Linked DNA regions of Homo sapiens: regions 1 and 3 are each linked to region 2. Evidence: chromatin contacts called from ENCODE Hi-C or POLR2A ChIA-PET data. All regions are on one chromosome and are shown on one strand. The core of a region is the stretch at or near the end of the contact, and the rest is flanking DNA. Distances in the headings are between cores, read along the strand shown.

Region 1 (2,907 bases), core at 285-2,784, 400 kb after region 2:
AGCTTCACGTAAAAGTTGAAACAGCCTTCACAACCAGCCAGTGAATATGCATCTGATTAATTCAAAGCTGGACGTTCGGGGGCCACGGCCATATAGATATTTTCCAAGAAGGACAATCAGGCAGCTTACCAGGGCGGGACCCACCAGCATTGAAATCACATGTGAACAAAGAGGTTCAAAATGAAATAGAAGGTTTTGAAAATTCTGTAAAGTTCCTCCTTTAAAAAAAAATAAAATCCCTTAAATCTTGACAATCTTCTAAGTATTTCCAATCTAATTTCACTCTGACAAAAATTTTGAACATTATTTGCTTGCACCCAGTGCAAGGCTAAGTCCTAAACTTAGCCATCTAATTTAAACCGACTTTTTTTTTTTAATTATACTTTAAGTTCTCGGATACATGTGCGGAACGTGTAGGTTTGTTACATAGATATACATGTGTGACATGGTGGTTTGCACCCATCAACCTGTCACCTAGGTTTTAAGCCCCGCATGCATTAGGTATTTGTCCTAATGCTCTCCCTCTCCTTGCCCCTGACCCTCCAACAGGCCCCAGTATGTGATGTTCCCCTCCCTGTGTCCACGTGTTCTCATTGTTAAACTGACTGTTAACAGTTTTATCAGAACTCTGTCCTCATAAAGTTTTCCTATACAGTAATCCTATCCAAATTTTCTTTGTTTTATACATGGTATTTTCTTAGTAAAATTAACCTTTTTATATTGCCCTGTTATGTTTTTAATAGCACCTTATAGTATCTGATGTTATATTCTTTATTTGAATATGTTTATGTTCCCCACCAGAATAAGCTCCATGGGGAATGTTTTGTTGTTTTATTAATTGCTATATTCCTGTACCTAGAACAGTACCTGCTGCATAATAGGTACTCAATATTTCTTGAATAAATAAATGAGAAAAGTTGACTTTTAAGTAAATATCAAATATTGTGCTTAATAGCTTGTACATTTCTTAAGTGGATTGATCTAGTTTACCAGCTTTGATTCTGCTGGGTTAGGGAGAATACAGTCCAGTCTTAACATTTATCCCAAAACCCAGTTTCTTTGTGGTATTTGGTTATGACCTAAATTTCACTGCTATCTACTTCAAAATTATTTTCAGAAAGCAAACATTTTCGGTTAATTTACTTCTTCCCACCCCCAACTACTACCATTCCCCTTAAGCCTGCAAATGGTAGATTGCACCTGATAAAACAGATGCTGTGCTCAAATCAAAACAAATGGAAAGTACTGTGTATTTTGGCAACCTTCCTTTCTTCCTTTGCCTATTTTTAAAACAGAGCTTTCCTAGGATATAATTTCCTGCATAGTGTGGCTGATATGGCCTACTTAAAGACTTTCAGTCTTGCAGTAATTGAAATGTAAACTTACTGAAGAATTAGTATGGTTTTGCAAATTTTTTCAGGCTCATTCCATCTCATGACTTGAAAATAGAGTGTTTACTTCCAAGTCGTGTGTAATTGCTGTAGCTTTTCTAGGAAACCAGTGTTCTTATTCTAAGAATGTTGGAGAAAGCAGCAATGAAAAGATTGGCTAACAGCACTTACAAATCAAAATCAGACATTTGGTTCTGAGATTTACTGTGAGCAAGAACAAAGAACAGGAAAAGCTGGGAGATTACTCTCTAAAAGGCCTAGAAATGGCCCTCTAAAAGTCTGCTGACTTGGTTTTTGAAAGTGACCTAATTTTCGACTGACTATTTAGGTGATATGAAAATGAACAAATATACCACATGCCAGTTCTACAGATCTTATTGATAATGAAATCTGAAGTTGTCTGCTAACTTTAGAGTGGAAATAGAAGGGGAAAAACATACTAAAGAACTTTTCTTTGTTCTCAAGAAGTGTTTCCTAGGTATCTTTTGATAATTTTGATAAAAAGTATTCATTTCATTTAAAGGTTTTAATAATTTAGAAAGTTTAAAGATTAGCCTACTGATTATGATGGGATTTTTACTGAAAATTAGTTTTGTCAGGCTGCTTGCTTGTCTGTGTATTTTCTATTCTAATTTAGTTTTTATTTTTATCAAAGCTGTATTTACTTATAATGTAAAAAGTCAATTAGTTTTCCAAGGCTTATTATGGAAAACAGTAGTTCCCCAGGCTCCCATCCCTATGTCTAACTCTCTAGAGGCAACTAGTTCAAACTCTTTTATCTGAATCTTTTAGCATTTATTGCCATATTCCAAATAACATACTTATTGTGCTATTTCTTAATTTTTCAGATGGACGTCATGAGTTAACTTCCTTCTACGAAAGATGATTTAGCAGTTACCCAATGCCACTATACACTTGCATATTTCTCTGTTCTTATAGCTTCCCAGAATCATTGCAGTATAATTTGTTTAGCTCAATATTCAATATTTATATTATTTAGACAAAATTAGAAGCAATAGAATATAGAGGTAAAGTGCACAATGTCTGGAAACAGGCTTCCTAGGTTTCATCCTAGCCCTACCCATTACTAGCTCTACCTTTGGACAAGTTATTTAACCTTTCTGTGCCTCAGTTTTCTAATCAGTAAGTAGTAGTAAATAATGAACATATTATTTAATTATATGAATGCACATAAAGCATTTAAATCAGTACCTTAAACATAACAGTACCTGTCATATAATCATTTTCATTATGTAAACACTATTCACAGCTGATCTCCACAGTATCCTGCCATTACCATTCTTTACTCTGGTGTTATTCACTATCTTGTTGTTTCATTTGTGTGGTGTTCTCTGTGTTCTTACTCTGTATCCAGACCCAAACTTTCCTAGAGTTGTGTGCATTTCTTCTCAGTGATGGTTCTTGTTTTGGATTCTCTGATTTCTTAATTACTTAATTTCTTCATTTTGATAAAATGCATCCTTCCTGAGAAGGCTATAATGAGAGGTCAATTTCT
Region 2 (2,888 bases), core at 256-2,755:
AAAGAAGCAAAGAGGGCAGGATGGCTAGAGAGGAACTAGGAGAGCCATACGAGATGAAGGCAGTGAGACAGAGGGGGAAGTGTGGATATGTAAACCAACCTAACTTTTTAACAAGGTCACTTTGAGCCTACTAAAAGACCACTGTTCCCAAAAAAGTAGCAGCAGGGACACAAGTGTAAGCATGGAATCTCTTTGGGGTAACAATGATTGCATCTGGAAAAAAGGAACTGGGGGAAAAATGTGAGATACTGAATTTTCACCGTGAACTTTTTATACTTTTGAATTTTTCTGTTTATGTATTACATTTTCAAAAGAAAAACATTAAAAAGTAGTATTTTCAACAAATAGTACTGGAACAGCCAAATGCCCATATGCAAAAAATTGAACCTCGCTCCATACTATGCACTACATACAAAGATGAACTACATTGCATACCCAAATGTAGGACCTCAAACTATAATGGTTCTAGAAGAAAATGAGGAGAAAATCTGAGTGATCTTGGGCTAGGCAACAATTTTGTAGATACTATGAAAATACCATCCATAAAAGAGAAACTGATCAACTGGACCTCATCAAAATGGAAAAAACCAGCCAGGTGGGTTGGCTCATGCCTACAATCCCAACACTTTGGGAGGCCAAGGCAGGAAGATTGCCTGAGCTTAGGAGTTCGAGACCAGCCTGAGCAACACAGCAAGACCCCATCTCCACAAAAAATTAAAAAATCAGCTGGGCATGGTGGTGTCCATCTACAGTACTAGCTACTCAGGAGGGTGTGGTGGGGGGATCACTTGAACCCAGGAGTTTGAGATTACAGTGAGCTATGACTGTGCCACTGCACTCTAACCTGGGCAACAGAGCAAGATACTGTCTTTTAAAAAATGGAAAAATGAAAAAAAAATGCTCTTTGAAAAGAGAAGCTACAGGAAAGGAAAATGTATTTGTAAAACACATTATCAGATAAAAGACATTATCAGAAATTGGCAAAAAACACTCAAAACTCAGTAAGAAAAAAAGCAGCTAAATAGACAGAATATTTGAACACATATTTAACCAAAGTAGATATACAGATGGCAAATGAAGATATAAAAAGATGCCCAATGTTTAGTCATTAAGAAAGTACAAAGTAAAACCACCATGAGACACCACTGTACACTTACTAGAATGGTCTAAAAACAAAACTGACAGTAACAAGCACTAGTGAGGAAGCAGAGGAAATGAAACTCACATAACCCTGCACTGGGAAATGAAAATGGAACAACCAATTTAGAGAATAGTCTGGCAGTTTCTTAAATTTAATCATACATTATAGTATCACCAGGCAATCCCACCATTCAGTATTTACTTAACAGAAATAAAAATCTTTGTTCACATAAAACCATGTATATGAATGTTTATGATAGCTTTATCTATTATTGCCCCAAAGTGGAAAAAACCAAAATGTACTTCAGCTGGTGAATGTACGGATTTAAAAAATGAAAAAAATATTCATACAACTACCCAGCAATAAAAAAAGAATCAACTGATAAATACAACAATAGGAATGAATCTCAAATACATTAAGAAAAGCCAGACTTAAAGGGTACATACTGTGTGAGTCCAAATTTACAGCATACTCATAAAAGAGGAACTATAGGGACAAAAAAGCAGATTAGTTGCAGGAACTTTGGGTGGGAAGAGGCTGACTATAAAAGTGCAAGAGGATGCCGAGCATGGTGGCTCATGCCTGTAATCCCAGCACTTTGGGAGGCCAAGGCAGACAGATTACCTGAAGTCAGGAGTTCGAGACCAGCCTGACCAACGTGGAAAAACCCCATCTCTACTAAAAATACAAAATTAGACAGGCGTGGTGGTGCATGCCTGTAATCCGCAGCTACTCGGGAGGCTGAGGCAGGAGAATCGCTTGAACCCGGAAGGCAGAGGTTGCAGTGAGCCAAGATCGCGCCACTGAGCTCTAGCCTGGGCAACAAGAGCAAGACTCTGTCTCAAAAAAACAAAAAACAAAAAACAAAAAAAAAAACTGCAAGAGGGAATTTTTTCGGAGTGATGGAATTGTTCTACATTTTGATTATGTTGTTACCTAACTATGCATTTGTTGAAACTCACAGAATTATACATTAAATAAGGTAAATTTCACTATATGCAAATTATATCTCAATTTACAAAAATGACTACACTACCTAGGTTAACTTTATAAAAACTGACATTGGATAAATTCAATATGTGAATAAAGATCTTCAAGGGAATCTACTTTGTATTATCAAAGGATTATTCCTATGTACAAAAAGATTTATAATACTAGTCTCTTAAATAGGCTCTTCTTTTGAGAGCATTTACATTTGAATACAGATTAGCTATTTTCTGCTAAGAGTCTAGAAGTCAAAGAAATGGTGTATAGGGTGAATCCCAGATTAAACATGAAACATAAATAATATGACATCTCTGAAATAATCATAAGTCCATGGGAAAATATAACCACTTAATGTAAATACATTTTTTCCAGGAAATTATCATAGAGAAAAAGGTATTTATTATTATGACATTTGTATTTTACTACTGTATCATAAATGCCATTTGAGATCTAATAATGATAAATCTGACCCTGAATCTGACACATCCTAAAAGCTAAGCAATTATTATCACCTAAGTAGTATTTGTATGGAAGAGTGCCATAAATGCTAAAACAGTCAATGACTATACTTATATAAAATGTGAGAAAGTTTCCTTGGTAAACTAATATACATCAGCTACATCTCAATTACTTAGCAGTGGAAAAGGTGGAGAACCAACTGTTGAGGCAAAGCAGCTTTTGAGTTTTTTCTGGTTTCCCTGGTACACCTTGTTAATTTTAAGGGTTAACCTGGGCTGTAGTAGCCCCATTCCACCTATAG
Region 3 (3,075 bases), core at 218-2,717, 360 kb before region 2:
GCCGTGATGGTGCCAAACCGAGAGGAGAGCCCGAGAAGGGGGTGGGTGATTTCCCGGCTGCTCCCCATCCCCGGCGCCTTGTGCCTTTTTCTCCCTCCCTCTCCCGCTGCGCTTCAGCCGAGGGCTGCTGGAGCGAATGGGGGATGTAGAGGAAGGAGTCCGTAGGTTTCCGTGCCCTCCCAATCTTCTCCGCCTTTCCCGACAGCCGCGCGTCCCCGCCTCAGCCCAAGGCCAGTGGCCCGGCCTCGAGGAAGGCGCGGGGGCCGCGAGAGACGACTTTCCACAGCATCGCCAAGGAAACCGGCGTCGCCGGTGCCCCCGCGGGCCTCCCTCGGCAGTCCGGGGGCTGCTTCCCGCCGTTGCGCGCCCTCCTCCACCACCCACTCGCTGCCTCCGCCGGCCGGAGCCCCCGCCTTACTAACCCCCTCAACTTCGCGGGCGGCGGGCAGGTGGGGGCGCGCCTCCAGGCCGCAAGAAGGGAGCGCTCCGAGATTTTCCCGGGGTCGGCTCTGCCCAGGAGGGAGCTACCGACGCTTTCCCCTGGCGCTTCTCCGCCGCTCGGCTCTCCAGGCGCGCAGCTCTCCCCGAGAGCCCCGAACTTTACCGTCACTTTGCCCCTGCCCCGGGAGAGGGGAGGTCGAAGTGCTGCCGGCCAGAGGGCCTACGCAAGCCTCGAAACCCGGGGGGACGCCTCTTCCACCCCCATCCCTGCGCTCGCCCGGGGCTGGGCGCGCCGGGGCGCACGCACGCCGGTTTGCTGGCGACCTGGCGCATCTGCCCGCGCGCCCTGGTCTCAGCTGTCGCAGGTTCCTCCTGCACCCACTTCCAGTCTTCAAAGCCAGTGCAGTCAGCACCGTCCACCTGGAGCCCCAATCCTCTCCTGCGATTCCCGCACACCCACTGCACCCCATCCACCACCTCCGGGCCGCGCAGGTCCGGGCCTGCGAAGACACGCGGCTTACCTCCGGCCACTCCGTTCATCTGGTCAAAGGGGCCTCCCAGTTCGGCATTGGGAAAGATGGTCACCGACGTGGCGGCGAGGTCCTCCACCGGGTAGATGTTGTCAGACAGCTGGTGCACAAAACCACTGAGAGTTACTGGGATTTTGTCTACGGCCTTGGCGGTCATCATTTGCTCCTCGCACAACCTGGAGACCCAACTCCCTCGCTACCTGGAGTGTCAGAAAAGCCGTTTTGGAGAGGGGTTGGACTGAGCCTGGGATGGTATCTCCTTTTGCCCTCCACACTTAAAAACAACCACCACACACACCAAGAAAAAAAAATCAACAGAAATAAAAGTAGCAAACAAGTTGCTGTTTTTTAAGAAATAAGAAAAATGTCTATTTGCCACTGACTCTCTCCTGTCTGTGTTCCGGCTGCTGGGAAGCCAGGAGTTGCTGGTGTAGTGTTATTATAACAGTCAGTGAGTCCCCTCGCCGAGCTATTAATCAATTGCTCCTCGCTCAGTTAGACGGAAAGTGTTGCTCTAAGTATTTATGGGCAGGTCTTCAATACCCGTGACGTCGCTGCCCATATATGGACTGAGGAACAGGGCTGGGCCAGGCGGCTTTTGCCGTCACATGGCTGATTTGCATACACGGGCTCGGCCGCGCGGACTCCGCCGGGCTCGCGACTTCCAGCTCGCAGGCGGCGGGGATCGCTGGGGTCCCGGGCGCGCGGCCCTAGCTGCAGCCTGGGTCCGGGGCGCAGGGATCGCGGGGGAGAGGGCGCGCCATGGACCCAGTCACAGCCACAGCAGGAGAGCGAGCTGCTCCAGGCTGCGGCTCAGCCTCCCGGGGCGGGGAGGAATTCCGGTTCTCTGGGACTTTCCAAAAAAGGCGAAGATCCGGTGCCGGCGGCTCCGCCTCCCTAGCCCTTGTTTGGGAGCCATTCCGGAAAATTAAACTTCGGAAAGAAACCGAGCGGAGCCGAGACACTACAGTCAAACCCCTACTCACTTTCTTGGCAGCTCAAAACCGCAAGCAAAAGGAGGCAGCGAAGAAAAAAAAAGCTACATGCATTCACGGAAGCTGACTGCTTTTTTCTGAATTACTTGGTGGAAAGAAGTGGCTGGTGATAAGAGTGAATGCGTATTGCTTTTTTGGAAAGTCTGTTCTATTTATACAGGAGCGAAAACGGAACAGGTTTGGGTTGTTTGTTTGTTTAAGTATTTTGGGCACCTTGGGACTGGGAGGGTAAACCCTAGGAGGAGCAGAATTACTGTGGGGAGCTTCGAGAGAAATCCTCAGCCGGAGACACCCTCCTTCCTCTGCCCGCGCGCTCCCCGCCCCCCTTCAGCTGCTGCGCGGAGCGGGCGCCCTTCCCGGCGCGTCTGGGCGGTCGGCTGCGTGGGGGCGTCCAGATGGAAGCTTGGACACTCACCCTGCCCCTCCAGACACACATACACACACACTCACACTCGCTCCACTTCCGCTACACACTCCCGCCCCCGCTGCCCTCTTCACACACCCGCTCACACACCTTACACTACACACCTCCCTGTTGACTGCGTCCGCGCGCCGTCGTTGCCAGCAGTGTCCCGGCGGCAGAGCGGGCTCCGGGCTCGCTGGACAGGAGGTTCTATGAAGACACTGGCCTAACCTTCACTACCGGTCCCTGCAGCCACAGAATCCCCCTGACCCCCATAGCCCAGGATCCAGGACCGCGCCCTGCCCGCACCCGAGCCAGAATACACGTACTAGAATAAATATTTTCTCTCCCTCCCCAAAAAACACCTCGGTGAGCCCAGCGCGGTCCTCAGTGACGGCCGAAAGCATCTCTAATCACTTTCAAGACGCCATCCCCATCCCCCAACCCACTCGTTTTACTTTGCGAGACCCCGGTAGAAACCCTTCTGTTTCGTTCCCAAAGCAATTTTTAAAAACTTTTCCAAAGTCCAAATAGCAGCAGGTTCTGGCTTGCTGGGCGCAAAGCTTCTACCTCCCAGTGCGCCCCAGCCCGCAATGGATAGCCGGGCCTGTCCGGGGCCCCACAGGAGGCTGGTCCCGGGTGCCCAAGTCCAGCGCACCGCCGCCTGCATGACTCATTCATGGTCGTTTGTGCAGGTTGCGAACTG

Evidence for each region. Hi-C counts contacts between places; a loop is a spot of excess contacts on that map. ChIA-PET counts read pairs that join two places held with the same protein, here RNA polymerase II (POLR2A). Pooled maps may share reads with other maps.
Region 1: a pooled map shows a loop between it and region 2 (3-fold over the local background). The contact joins two enhancer-like sites. A Hi-C loop is called at or near these places in 1 of 168 maps with a recorded cell type or tissue (PC-3) and 5 of 50 pooled maps. POLR2A ChIA-PET finds 5 or more read pairs at or near these places in 5 of 52 experiments (BJ, CD4-positive, alpha-beta T cell, PC-3 and 2 more).
Region 3: a pooled map shows a loop between it and region 2 (3-fold over the local background). The contact joins the promoter of EGR2 here to the enhancer-like site in region 2. A Hi-C loop is called at or near these places in 1 of 168 maps with a recorded cell type or tissue (posterior vena cava) and 6 of 50 pooled maps.

Annotation. Positions count from the first base shown.
Region 1 is chr10:63,571,942-63,574,848 of GRCh38, forward strand. The region is part of intron 2 of REEP3 (receptor accessory protein 3); the gene reads left to right. Among named protein-coding and RNA genes, the nearest start is that of REEP3, 52 kb to the left of the region's middle. Within about 2 kb of position 1,535, at least 3 of the 41 ENCODE cell types and tissues checked have a DNase peak (open chromatin) inside an H3K27ac peak, as active enhancers do.
Region 2 is chr10:63,172,851-63,175,738 of GRCh38, forward strand. The region is part of intron 24 of JMJD1C (jumonji domain containing 1C); the gene reads right to left. Among named protein-coding and RNA genes, the nearest start is that of NRBF2, 41 kb to the left of the region's middle. Within about 2 kb of position 1,506, at least 2 of the 41 ENCODE cell types and tissues checked have a DNase peak (open chromatin) inside an H3K27ac peak, as active enhancers do.
Region 3 is chr10:62,814,899-62,817,973 of GRCh38, forward strand. It overlaps EGR2 (early growth response 2), which reads right to left and starts at 1,468. Exons shown (of 2, transcript NM_000399.5): 1 at 963-1,468. The coding sequence starts at 1,131. RefSeq lists silencers at 379-468, 1,489-1,918, 2,209-2,288 and enhancers at 2,314-3,075, 2,949-3,075.